Linked DNA regions of Homo sapiens: region 1 is linked to region 2. The links are chromatin contacts, found by Hi-C in ENCODE. All regions are on one chromosome and are shown on one strand. The core of a region is the stretch at or near the end of the contact, and the rest is flanking DNA. Distances in the headings are between cores, read along the strand shown.

Evidence for each region. Hi-C counts contacts between places; a loop is a spot of excess contacts on that map. Pooled maps may share reads with other maps.
Region 1: a loop to region 2 is called in a pooled map, with 6 times the contacts of the local background. The contact joins the promoter of CCDC175 here to the enhancer-like site in region 2. A Hi-C loop is called at or near these places in 6 of 50 pooled maps.

What each region holds. Positions count from the first base shown.
Region 1 is chr14:59,575,228-59,582,068 of GRCh38, reverse strand. CCDC175 (coiled-coil domain containing 175) reads left to right here and starts at 5,257. Exons shown (of 20, transcript NM_001164399.2): 1 at 5,257-5,450. The coding sequence starts at 5,294.
Region 2 is chr14:59,961,675-59,968,505 of GRCh38, reverse strand. LRRC9 (leucine rich repeat containing 9) reads right to left here. Exons shown (of 33, transcript NM_001395648.1): 11 at 1,741-1,917; 12 at 1,293-1,410. Among named protein-coding and RNA genes, the nearest start is that of LRRC9, 45 kb to the right of the region's middle. RefSeq lists an enhancer at 3,160-3,219. Within about 2 kb of position 3,290, at least 15 of the 41 ENCODE cell types and tissues checked have a DNase peak (open chromatin) inside an H3K27ac peak, as active enhancers do.

The sequences.
Region 1 (6,841 bases), core at 4,008-6,507, 390 kb after region 2:
ACTGATGTCAGGGTTCATAAATAATAGTTTGGACAACATATGTATGGCTGACATCCTGTGGAAAAACCTCCAGCTCTTCTGAACCCTCTTCTCTCCCACTGCCTCCCCAGGGAGGCTAGAAATTCAGATTCTCACTGTCCTAACCTCTTTTTCTTTTTTTCTTTCTTTCTTTTCTTTCTTTCTTTTCTTTTTTTTTTTTTTTTTTTTTTTTTTTTTTTTTTTTTGAGAAGGAGTCTTGCTCTGTCGCCCAGGCTGGAGTGCAGTGGCGCGATCTCGGCTCACTGCAAGCTCCGCCTTCCGGGTTCACGCCATTCTCCTGCCTCAGCCTCCCGAGTAGCTGGGACTACAGGCGCCCGTTACCACGCCTGGCTAATTTTTTGTACTTTTAGTAGAGACGGGGTTTCACTGTGTTAGCCAGGATGGTCTCGATCTCCTGACCTCGTGCTCCACCCGCCTCGGCCTCCCAAAGTGCCGGGATTACAGGCGTGAGCCACCGCGCCCTGCCTCTAACCGCTTTTTCATGGGTGGCCTTGGGATCCAGCTCTAGCCGCTGAGACATAAAAGGAAGTGTATGGGACTCTGAGCAGATTTTCTTCCTTGAGGAAAAGGAAGAAGAGCTTCTACATGTGGCTCCTTTCCACTTCTCCCTGCCTTTGCACAAGGGTGGGATGTCTGGGGCTGCAGCAGCCATCTGTGACCATGAGGCAACAAGCTTGATGATGAAATGATAACATGCACAAAGCAGTGAAACAGGCAACCACTTTCTATATGTGAGATGTTTGACCCAACTACCAAGAATGGAACCTTGCCTTGATCTAACTCAGGGTCTAGGCCCAAGGAGTTTAGACTTTGCCTAGAGATACTAGATTTATGCAAAGATGCTGTAAAAGCAATGTTATCATCAAATACGATATAGACCTCACATACAGAGACTGCAAACCTGCCAGAACATATGATCGTATTCATTCCTGTGCAAGTTAGGGGCCAAACTCCAAGGATCAGTTGGGTTCTTTCCCTGGCTCTAACAGCAGCAAGGGCTAAACAGAAACAAACTTGCTTTATGATAACTAAAAATCTATGTCAGCACCAGACTGGAGGATTCTCAATGTCATACTGGCTGTTCAGCAAAAGTCCTCTTTAAAATACTGCCTGAAAGATAAATGTATCTGTTTGTGTTACCAAAGTAAAAATACATGAGAAAAGGACATGCATTTTGGCCAAGTGCACACCAGCTGTAAGTAGTGAAGGCTGAGAAATCTTTTTTTATGTGTCCATTATTTCTAAAGTTTCCTATGGCTGCTGTTACAAATTACCACAAACTTAGTGGCTTAAAACAATACAAATTTATTGTTTTAAGTAAAGCAAATTTAAAAGTAAAACAATACTTAAATGTATTGTTTTACCATTTTGGAGGTCAGAAGTTCAAAATGAGTCTTTCTTAGTGAAAATCAAGATGTCAGCAAGGCTGAATTCTCTCTGGAGGGTCTAAGGGAGAATCTGTTTCCTTGCCTTTTCTAGTTTCCAGAGACCACCTGCATTCCTTGGTTCATGGTCCCCTTCCTCCATCTTCAAAACTAGCGGCTTAGCATCTTCAAATCTTTCTCTGACTTTGATATTGACTCTCCTGCCTCCACCTTTCAGTTATAAGAACTCTTGTGGCCAGGCGCAGTGGTTCATGCCTGTAATCCCAGCACTTTGGGAGGCCAAGGCAGACGGATCACCTAAGGTCAGGAGTTCAAGACCAGCCTGGGAAACACAGGGAAACCCCATCTCTACTAAAAATACAAAAATTAGCTGGGCGTGGTGGCGGGTGCCTGTAATCCTAGCTACTCAGGAGGCTGAGGCAGGAGAATCACTTGAACCCAGGAGGCGGAGGTTGCAGGGAGCCAAGATGGCGCCACTGCACTCCAGCCTGGGTGACAAGAGTGAGACTCCGTCTCAAAAAAAAAACAAAAAACAACAACAAAAAAAACAACTCTTGTGATTACATTGGGCCCACCTGGACAATCTAGGCTACTTTCCTCATCTCGGAGTTTACTGATTAACAATCTTAGTTTCCTCTACAACCTTAATTACCCCTTACCAGGTAACCTAATATATTCACAAGTCTCAGGGATTAGGATGTGGACATTTTGAGGAGGCATTATTTTACCTATTACATCTATAATTTCACTAACCAGGAATAACTACAGGTAACATTTTAGTGAACAATTCTTCTCAGACCATTTTCTATGCATATGTTTATAGAGATATACCTATATACATCTCTATAGATATATGGACTTGTAAAAATTAAATATTAATTGAATACTGTACATTTCTTTTTCAACTTGCTTTTCCCACTTTATACATATGTATGTGTATGTACATGTAAATTTCTACCCATTATTCTTAATAGGTACCCTATTATTACTTTATCATTAGTGTTTTTTAAGTATCTACCATGTGCTCACTTAATTTAATCCTTTGAACAATCCTATGAACTGAGAACTCCTATCACCGTCACCACCCCTTTAGAGCTGAGACACTGGCAGCATGAGCTGGGAGGCTGTCTCAGGAGATACTCCATCCAATCAGTAGTGGAACGCATTTAAATCCACCAGAACCCAAGCTCTTAACCACATGGCGGATTGCCTTCTAGATTGTTCCACTGCATGGATGTCCCATAAATTACTTAACAACAGTGTCCTACTGTAGATCATTTGGGCTATTTTTCAGTATTTAAAACAGGACTGCAATAAACAAGTTCATACCTATGCCCATGGACAAACCTGTGATTATTTCTTTAAGAACAATTCTTAGAAGAATTACTGTATGTCAAGGCTCCTTACACAAATTTCCAAATTGTCCTTCAGATAGTATGCATATTCCCAGTGTCAATACTTTGAAGTATTATTCTTTTTAATCTTAATATTATGAGAAAATGAGAGTATTATTTTTCTTTGAATGCTAATGAGGGTAAATGTTCTTTCCGTATGTTTCTCGGAATTTTTTTTCTTTTATTAAGTGATGATTCATGTTGTTTGCCTAGATTTCTATTTCAGAATTTATAAAGTTTCCTTTGAAAAATTGTGGTTGAATTTTGTACAGGGCATCCCATATAAAAGGAACCATGAGACAAGTTAGAAGCTGATCATCTCTCACAAAATATTTAATTTATAAAAATTAAATATTAATTGAATACTGTACGTTTCTTTTTCAACTTGCTTTTCCCACTTTATACATATGTATGTGTATGTACATGTAACTTTCTCACAAAGTTCAGGGAAAAAGAAAGTATTAGAGACATGAAGGGAAATAGAGAAATGTAAGAAAATCTGTAACAAATCCAGTAAGTGGGGAGGACACAAAATGCCCCCTTAAGATTAGCCTTTATTCATAGATAATGGAGAGCAATGTGATCCAAATGATGCGATATGTAAGAAGAGTCTTCTGGTGACAGCTTAAGGGTTGCCTTGAAGTAGTCCAGTCTAGATATTTCCAGAAGAGAGAAGTATATCACAAGGAATTTGTTACAAGGGGTATAGAAGCCAAAGGGTAAGAAGATAAAGAAGACCCCAGACATCAGAGCTGCCATAACACCTGTACTGTACGCACAAGCTCACATATAGTGCTGAGCAGCTGGAGACTGCTGGAGTCACTTGGCTCCTACTCCTGCCACTTCTAGAGCCACCAAAACTGCTGGGACCTACAGTCAACTGTAGCCTGAAACTACCACTTCTGGAGGCAGAAATGCATGATTTCTCGGCCTTCTAATCTCCCTCAAGTGTTTCCCATTAGTGGAACTTACCAAGAAAACAGGTGGCAAGGACATCCAGGAAATTTCATATCCAGTCTTCTTACTCCTGCCACACAGAGGAGGGCCCAGAAGGGCAGGAACAGATTTGAATACCAATAGACCAAATCCAGCAAAAAAGGAGGATGTTGTCCAGGATGGTTTCCAACACCAAAATATGGCACTCCCTGGATGAAGGAGGCCTGGATTCTAGAACTAGTTCTGCTACTGGTATGCTGTGTCCCCTCCAAGGCAGTGTTGCACAGTGGTTTAGGATGTAGCTCAGTGCCCTCACTTGCAAAGCAGGCAATAATACCTAGCTCAAAAGATTATTTGTGAGGGTTAAATGGGGTACTGCAAAGTATTTAAAACAGTGCCTGGAACAAAATAAGCATTTAACAATTGATAGCTATTGTCATTGTTACTATCATTCTAATTTCAATTTTGCCATCTGTAGAGAAAAGAAGAGGAGGGTTGAATCACCTTTGCTTCTCTCTAACCCACCAGAGGAAAAGGAACTGACAGACTCAACCTAAGCCTCATGCTAAGCTGAATTTTGGAGATGCAGAGAAAAATGAATAATATCCTCCTGTCCCCGTCATCACAGAGCTCACAGTTCGATGGGAAGACAGAGAAAAATCACTATGATTCAAGGCAAAATGTGCTCAGTGATGTACTAGATACAAGGAAAGTTCTAAATTAGTACAAAAGAAGGTTTTGTAGCATAGTAGAAAGAGTCATACAGACTTCACTTTATTATTTTATTTTATTATTTTGAGATGGAGTTTAGCTCTTGTCGCCCAGGCTGGAGTGCAATGGCGAGATCTCGGTTCACTATAACCTTTTCCTCCCGGGTTCAAGCGATTGTCCTGCCTCAGCCTCCTGAGTAGCTGGGACTACAGGCACGCGCCACCACGCCCGGCTAATTTTTGTATTTTTAGTAGAGATGGGGTTTCACCATGTTGATTAGGCTGGTTTTGAATTCATGACCACAGGTGATCCTCCCGCCTTGGCCTCCCAAAGTGCTGGGACTACAGGCGTGAGCCACCTCGCCCGGCCCAGACGTCACTTTAAATCCAATATTATCCTCTTGTGGTCTTGAGCCGTTCATTTAGTCGCCCGCGCCTCAGTTTACGTGTCTGTAAAAGTGGAGGTACTAAAAGAGCCTGCTCACAAAGTCCTTGTGAAGATTAAGTGAGCTACTGTATATAAAGGTTCTCCTGCAGTATCCGGCACAAAGATGCGCTCAAAAGTGATCATTATTATGATTCCAGTGGCCCACAAAAAAGATACAGGCCTGAACTAACGCAATGGAAATTGAAAGGGGAAAAATTAGCTAAAGAGAGAGTCATTCTTCCCAGACTGCTTAATTATCGTGGATAAAATTAGAGAACCAGGAGGGTACCTACTAGAGGTGCGGGCCACGAGGGGGCGCCCCACGACCTCGGTGTCCTCGTTGCCCGTGGCAACCGGCAATCCTTGGCTCTGGCTTAGGAGGCGCTCAAGTAGAGCGGCAAAATGGCCCTGAGCCCCTGGACCCCAGGGCTGGGCGCTGGCGAGAAGCTGGTGCAGGCGGCTGCCGTCTCCACTGGCCCCTCCCTGGAGTTATGCACCTTACCCTCCACCCTGGGCTCCTCGGTCGCGGTCGAGGCGCTGGAGCAGCTGTTTGTTGTGGGTAAGACGCCCCTCGGGCGCTGGAAGGGACGTCTCCTCAGAGGTGGCGCTTAGGAGGCACTCAGCGGGAACCCTGAGCGGGGACTCTCCTCCCGGAACCAGGGCATCACTGGGCAGGGCAGAGCCTTCTCCCCGCTCCTTGGAGGCTGGGGAGAGAGAGGTGGCGGGTGGGACCAAGTGCCCAGATCTCCTGCCCTAGCGCAGCTGAGGTGACTTCGCTCAACCCTCAGTAGTAGTTAAATTACTGAGGTGACAAATCCGGGACTCCCAAGCCACTGCCCTATGCCTGCGACCTGATTACACACCTGCATTTAGATTATGCCTTCGATTTCAGTTCTCTTCTTGCCGTTCCTTTACAAGTTAACTTCCTCCGACATTTTGCCGTGGCAAACTGGAGAATTTAACAAGCAAATAGGAAAGGGAGTGTTTAAGAGGCTTCTGTTGTGTTGAGCAAGAAAAATTAGATGTAAAGGGTTGTTTAGGAGATTCTAATAGAAAATGACCTTGGATAGGGCCAGGTTAAAGTATTTTTCAGTTAGAAAGCTGAACCTGTAATCAAGTCACTTAAGCTTAAGGTAAGACAATCCAAGAAAGGGTGTTTCTTGTTCGGTGCAAAAACCGTTTAGGCCAAACAACAAAACATTTCAGTGCTTCACTAGAATCATCCCATTTCTTCAAGATAATCGTATTGATTTATGTTACAATGTTACTATTAATTTGGGATAGTTTTTATTTTCCTTCTTAAATGCGCTAGGTTAATTTCACAATTCTTAGCAAATATGCTTGGGTAAATGTTATCATGAAGAATGTTGGCCGGGCGCGGTGGCTCATGTCTGTAATCCCAGCACTTTGGGAGGCCGAGGCGGGTGGATACCTGAGGTCAGGAGTTTGAGACCAGCCTGGCCAACATGGTGAAACCCCGTCTCTACTAAAAATACAAAAATTAGCCGGGCGTGGTGACGCACGTCTGTAATCCCAGCTACTCGGGAGGCTGAGGCAGGAGAATCCGTTGAACTCAGAAGGCAGAGGTTGTGGTGAGCCGAGATGGTGCCACTGCACTCCAGCCTGCGCGACAGAGCGAGACTCCGTCTCAAAAAAAAAAAAAAAAAAAAAAGGAATGTTACCCACTGAGGAGACCTAAAGTTATTAAGACCTAAATTATTCACATGTATCTGAGGTCACTGTCAATGACAGACCTAGAACCTTGAACTCTTTTCATACTTGATCTCTAGATCGGCATGCCAATGCAACCCTAGTACTTATGTACAAATACATTTTTCTGTTAATGTCTAGACACTCAGAACATATTTCATAGGAAAAAAAAATCATTACACCCTCTTGCCCTGAGTTATAAAATATTAATATGTAAATCTCCAGCACATTTGTCCTCAA
Region 2 (6,831 bases), core at 2,041-4,540:
CCATTCTCCACTGAGTGGATGGAATGCTTTTTTGGGGAGGTGATATTTTTATTGTGGCAAAATATACATAAGATAGAATGTACCATTTTAGCCATTTTCCAGCATACAATTCAGTGGCATTAGGTACATTCACGTTGTTGTGCAACCATCGCCACCATCCATTTCCAGAACTTTTTCATTATTCCAGACTGAAACTCTGTACCCATTAAACAGTAACTCCCTACCTCCTCCTCTCCCAGAGCCTTTGGTAACCTCTATTCTACTTTCTGTCTCTGAATTTTCCTATTCTAGGTACTTCACATACATGGAATCATACAATATTTTTCCATTTTTGTCTGGCTTATTATTTCTCTAGCATAATGTTTCCAAGGTTCTTCCATGTTGTAGGAAGTTTCGGAATTTCATTTCTTTTTATGGCTGAATAGCATTCCATTGTATGTATATTCCACTTTTGTTTATCCATTCATCTGTTGATGCATATTTGCATTGTTTCTAGTTTTTTTGGCTATTTGAATAGTGATGTCATGAACACTGGTGTACCAATATCCAAGAAATTTTTAATGCATTATCTCACTAAATCCTAACAACAACTCTGCAAAATAGATATTATTATTATCTTCATTTTACAGATAGGAAGAAACAGATTAACAGAGAGGTGAAGTCACATAGCTGGTGAGGAGTGAAATCGGGATCCAAATGCAGGAATATTATCATTTTATGTGTGTCATGATGTGAAAAAGGTTGGGAAGCGCTGCTCTACACCAGTGTGCTACAGCTGCCTTGTCAAGATGGTGGAGGTCTGAGAAAGATTAGTTGGATACTTGGGGCATCAGAAGTGACCAATGATAAAGCAAGATCAGCAGCAAGATGGAGATAGTGAAGTAGAGAATAAAGAAATGGTAGCAGTAAAAGGAAAGCAATAGCTAGAAAGTACAGTGGAGTTAAGTGACTGAATTGCTTCAAGGTGAAGACTGGAGAGTTTACAAAAGATTAAAGATTTATAACCAATTTAAAAAGCAGATTTCAAAACCATCAACAAAAGGAACACAACATAAAAATAAGATGCCTAGAAGGATTACGTAGGGTCAGGCAGTAGTAATTAATGGGCTTACTTTGGTATAATCCAAAGAGGAAAGATGCTATACTTTCCATGATAACACTAAGCTTTTTGTGAAACAGCAGTAGAAATTTACTATAAATATGGATAAAAGGATTGGGAAATCATGCTTAACCAGCGGCAGAGCTCCACTTGCTAGGAAGAAAGCATTATTCTAAATGACATTTTATGCTACCTTGCTTGTTTCACTGTCTTTGAATCCTTTTTCAAGTATTTGTAGAAGATGCTTTTTCTTCACTGAAACTTCAGGATCAAAAACATAAAAAAGGCATTCCAGCATCCTTCGGTAGCTCCTTAAGAATAATTGAAACAGAAAAAGTTTGAGGATTGATTTCACAAAAGCTTAGCCATAGATAAGATAACCATATGTCCTGCCAGGGATATTTGTCATTGACATGCAATGTTCTAGTGTCATTATTAATAGCTCCCCTGCCTTCAACCTCAAAAACAGGCTCAATGTGGATAAATTATGAGGTCATCCTGGCCATGGGAGATGCATAAAAAGGAAACATTTACTAACAAGGTATATGTATATTTTTAATGCTGTAAACTTTTAAAATAGAAATTTTACAAATACAGTCACACTTTTGTAAAGTTGTTCCATAAAGAATTCAGCTTCTTACTCTGAATCATGCATATCTTCATTCTCCAAAAACTTTTGAAATTTCTCTTCGAATTTTAGTCTCAGAATACGGTTGTTAACTTTAATGATGCGTTTTACTTTTACTCCTGTAATACCGTATGTTCTGAAGTCCCAGGCACAAAAACGTGACAGAATTAATTCATAGCAGAAATTAAACCTATGTGGGAATACATACAGAATATACATGAAGAAAATAATAGATTTTCCTTAAAATGTTTAAGAACAGAAAACTACGTGATAAAAGTTATAGCTCATATTTTGTGTCTTTTGCTAAAGATACAGTAATCATATAGTGGCTCCGTTTATTTATTCATTTATTGCACATTTGTTCTGCCTGGAAGACAGGTTGGTTGAGCAATCTTCACTTTCTGAAACACTTTCTTAGCTTCAGGGAAACTTCATACGCCTTCCTCTTATTGGCTGCTCTTTCATAGTTTTCTTGCTGGGTCTTCTCAGACAGACTTTTAGATGTTGAACTGCCCAGGGATCAGCCTTTGGCCTTCCTCTTGCTTCCACGAACACTCTCCCTAGATGATTTCACGTGGTTCCTTGGCTTTATATACATCCTGATAAATTACAACATTTTATTTCTAGTCTTGATCTCTACTCAACTTAGCTGGTTATACCCAGACTTGAATATCCAACTACCTACTTGGTATGTCCATCTGCATGTTAAACAGGTGACTCCAACCTAACATAACTAACACTGCACCCCAAACCTGCTCCTCTGAGTATTTTCCATCTCAGTATATGGCACCACCATTTAACTGATAGCTTAAGTCAAAACCGTAGGAATAATCCTCTCCTTTCTTCCTCACCAGTATCTTTTTTTTTTTTTTTTTTTTTTTTTTTTTTTTTTTTTTGAGGCGGAGTCTCGCTCTGTCGCCCAGGCTAGAGTGCAGGGGCGCCATCTCCACTCACTGCAATCTCCGCCTCCCGGGTTCACGCCATTCTCCTGCCTCAGCTTCCCGAGTAGCTGGGACTACAGGCGCCCGCCATCACGCCCGGCTAATTTTTTGTGTTTTTAATACAGACGGGGTTTCACCGTGTTAGCCAGGATGGTCTCAATCTCCTGACCTCGTGATCCGCCCACCTCGGCCTCCCAGTGCTGGGATTACAGGCGTGAGCCACCGCGCCCGGCCCCAGTATCTAATTCTTTAGCAAGTCCGCCTGGCTCTACATCTAAAATCCATCCTGAATGTGATCGTGTTTCATCATCACCACTGTTACCATCCTAATCCAAATCACCACGATCTCTCATTGGACTACTGAAATAACTTCCTGACAATGAATACGGATGTGAAAGAGGCATTGTCTGCTCTAATGAAGCCTAAACAAGTAAAGCCAGAAATAAAATTTCTAAACTGAAAAAGGCTCTGAAGAGAAGCTTGGGGTAAGGAATGCAAAGGGGACCTACTTAAGATAGGGCCTTGGGGACGACCTTTCAGAGACGTTAAGATATTTGATCTGAAAATTGGAGGAGGAGGAGCAGGGGCCAGCTGTGTGAAAATAACACTGAAGTGCTTGTTTGCTCTCTGCTGCCCTCACCTGGCCATACGCATAAAATTCCGGTCCTGTCTAGCACAGAACCTAGATTAAGATGAGATTGAAAAACGGATCATTTTGAGAAGGAAGTAAATGGTCTTATAAGGAATACATTTGCCTTTAATGAAAGATCTAGGTCCTCACCTACATAATCAACCAGGGTCTGAAATGGGTGTGAGCTAAGGTCACAGAGGTGAGCTTCCTGATGGGTAGTCTCTCCTTGAGCCTAATAGCTGAGCTCCTAACTTAGGGCATCTATATTTCTCACAAGCAAATACTTAATCAATGCAGCCAGGATCTTATAAATTACTTCTCCCTTAGAGTTGAAAGGAGAGCTGCCTAAACCAAACTAATCCCAGAGGAGCTCGCAGTCTGGTAGAGGAGACAGATATGAATAGTGTTGCAATCAAGCATGATGCCTGCTAACCAGTTTAGAGTACCTACAAAACAGCCACATTAGCATCTGAGGTGGGGAAGCTACTGCCCCTCCTATAGAGGGATCATTTGCTGGGCCTAAATCTGTCAAATTTCCCCTAAGTAACATGTCCTGGAAGCTTTCTGCACTCTGATAGAAACTAGGGCTGTAGGCGTTTTAGATAAAGTTTTTGCTATATAGGGGATATTGGGCTTGAGGCGTCTCATGAATGGGTGGAAGGAATGAATAAACAATACCTAGCTCCTAGGCTGGTTCCCCAGGAAGGCAGGAGCTATGAAGTGTGATTTTTTCATGGAGATTTTATGTTGCCCAGGAATTCAGCAGCTGAGCAATGATGAAGTAAGTGTGAGGTATGCAAAAGCATTCTGGGTGAAGGAAACAGAACAAACAAAACCACTTATGTGGTGGAGTACTGCGTTTGCTTCAAGAGCAGTGCGGTACACAGTTCAGCTGACTTTAAAAGAGTTGAACAGAAGTTATGATAGTCTAAAACTATACAGTGGAGAACACTGATCCTTTACTGTAGGTGAAGAGTCTGCCAATAAAACAAAACAAAAGCCTTTGCAGCCATTTGTTACCTTCCAAATTACATTCAGACTCTTCACCTACAGTAGAGGATTCAATATTCTCCACTGTATGGTCTCTAAACTAATCATAACTCCTGTTCAAATCCTTTAGAGTCAGCTGAACTGTGTACCTTACCCTCATTCATTCAGTGGTACTTGAAGGTATAAACATTCACAATGATATATATCAATGACTAATATATTCAGTTACACAGAAAGATGCCTACACATTTTGTTAATATACAATAATGTGCTCATTTAGCAAATGTAGGCTACACACGTTTTTAAATGTTTGAAGCTTAATGTAATCTATTAAAATATACTTTATAATCCTATATAAAGGTTTAATAAATACTTTTACAGGCTTACTGACTTAAATCAACAGTTTCAAAGCCCTGTAAAACAGAAAGTTTCTGCTTATGTAGCTCCTTGAGATAGTATAGCATGAAATCTTTATAAAGAGGCAGATTAATTACTGAAAGTCATTATATACACCAAAGCAAAACTGTTGTGTATCTATAAAGTGATATGGAAGCTTCAACTAGTAAATATGTACTGGGCTATTAATCCAGTCCCATGCTAGATGTTATGTCTTATAAGACACAAAACATCATATCTTCCCCAAAGGAACTTACAGAGTCACTTATATATTGTTTTGTCGTATTTTAAAGGTGTTTTTTTTTTTTTAGTTGTAAATACACTGTATCTATGACCAGGCTGACAGCTTCTCAGGCACAAGGACAGCATCTTTTATGCTTTGAAGTCCCTACTTGATAAATGTTGTATGATGTCAATGGGTAACTCAATTGGCAACACATCGGTAAATAATACAAATCTATAATAATAAAGGTATAGTAGCAACAATCCACTCAACTAGCATGTCTCTATAAAATAAGATTTTTGTAAACTGGAAAATATAATAATTTTATTTCATAAAAGAAATGAAGCTAAGAGATAATGACATACAATTAGAAACATGCAGTGTTTTGTTGTTGTTAAAGACATAAAGATAATTTTAACAGAAAATCTTTCAGTCCTAGTTCTACTGAAATACTTTTTATTTAAATACTGAATCCTTAGCCTTAAAAATATTAATAGGAGAAGTCAGTGTTTAAATAAAACAACTAGAAATGTAGCATAGCAATTTAAAGCACTTAGTAGTTATTTCTTAACATACATAAAAGATCAGAGGAAAAGTAGCCAAGCTTGCAGTATGCTAAAACTAAAAAACAGTACTTTAAATTCTGCTAACATATATTTGATATATTCCTTAAAACAAATCAAAGTTACTCTTATTAAAACCAAGTAAACAGGTTAATGCTAATCAAAATCCATCAAAGCTATCTAATTTACTATCAGGCTGACATAGTTATCTAAATGGCTTTTTGGTCATTTTGCTTTTACATTTTTTTTTTTTTCACTAATCCACTTGTTGCAAAGAGTTTCCTCTGCAATAATTTAAAAAGAAACAAATAATTTTTAAAAATCCTGTTTGGAGCTGGGCACAGTGGCTCATGCCTGTGATCTCAGCACTTTGGGAGGCCGAGGTGGGAAGATCACTTGAGGCCAGGAGTTTGAGACCAGCCTGGCCAACATGGCAAAACCCCGTCTCCACTAAAAATACAAAAATTAGTGGGTGTGGTGGCATGCACCTATAATCTTAGCTACTCGGGAGTCTGAGGCAGGAGAATCGCTTGAACCTGGGAGGCAGAGGTTGCAGCGAGCTGAGATCGGGCCACTGCACTCCAGTCTCGGGGACACAGCGAGACTCTATCTCAAAAAAAAAAAATCCTGTTTAGGTTGAGTGAATATAAATGTGCACCCAGTAGAGACACACCATTCAGTTTTTGCACTTGAAAAATCAAGGCCTTTACTTGTTTACATGGGAGCTGGATGAACACCTTTTATATCTTTGTATATAAAAATCAAAAAATGTGGTTAAGCAAACAGTAGTAACTGCTGGGCAAATGGATGTACTAATACAAAGGAAAGTATTTTCAAAGGCCTCTTTTTCCCTTGCGAAGAGCTTCTTACACTTTTCCATCAGAGTTCTCCCAAGACCTTTGAGAAGCTTTTACTCACAGAGGTGAGAAAAAAGCCATGTCTAATAGAAATCAGGGGACTTGGTTTAAAGTAACCCATAACAATAACAGTTTTTTTTTCTAAAAAGTTAGTGTAAGTTTTACATTCTACACTATAAAAATTAGTATTTATTTTGACATTGACTTCAAGTAAAATCATGCTCCAGGGTTATGTGCCAAGTCCATTCTATAGTTTGACATGTCTCCTGGTGTATTTCCATGTACCCAGTTCCTATTGTGTGGCTCTAGAGCAATCTTTCTCTGTTTCACAGGCTCTTCAGTTCTGAAAAAATGACTCAGAAATGTGAAAGTGATACTTAACAATATTTTTCTTCAAGACTTTTTTTAAGGGTAATTTGAAATTGTGCCCCTCTAATTGAAGCAACACAACCACTTCCTAGTATCTACTAGTAGGCCTTGGTTCTAAAGCCTGGCTGTCTGCT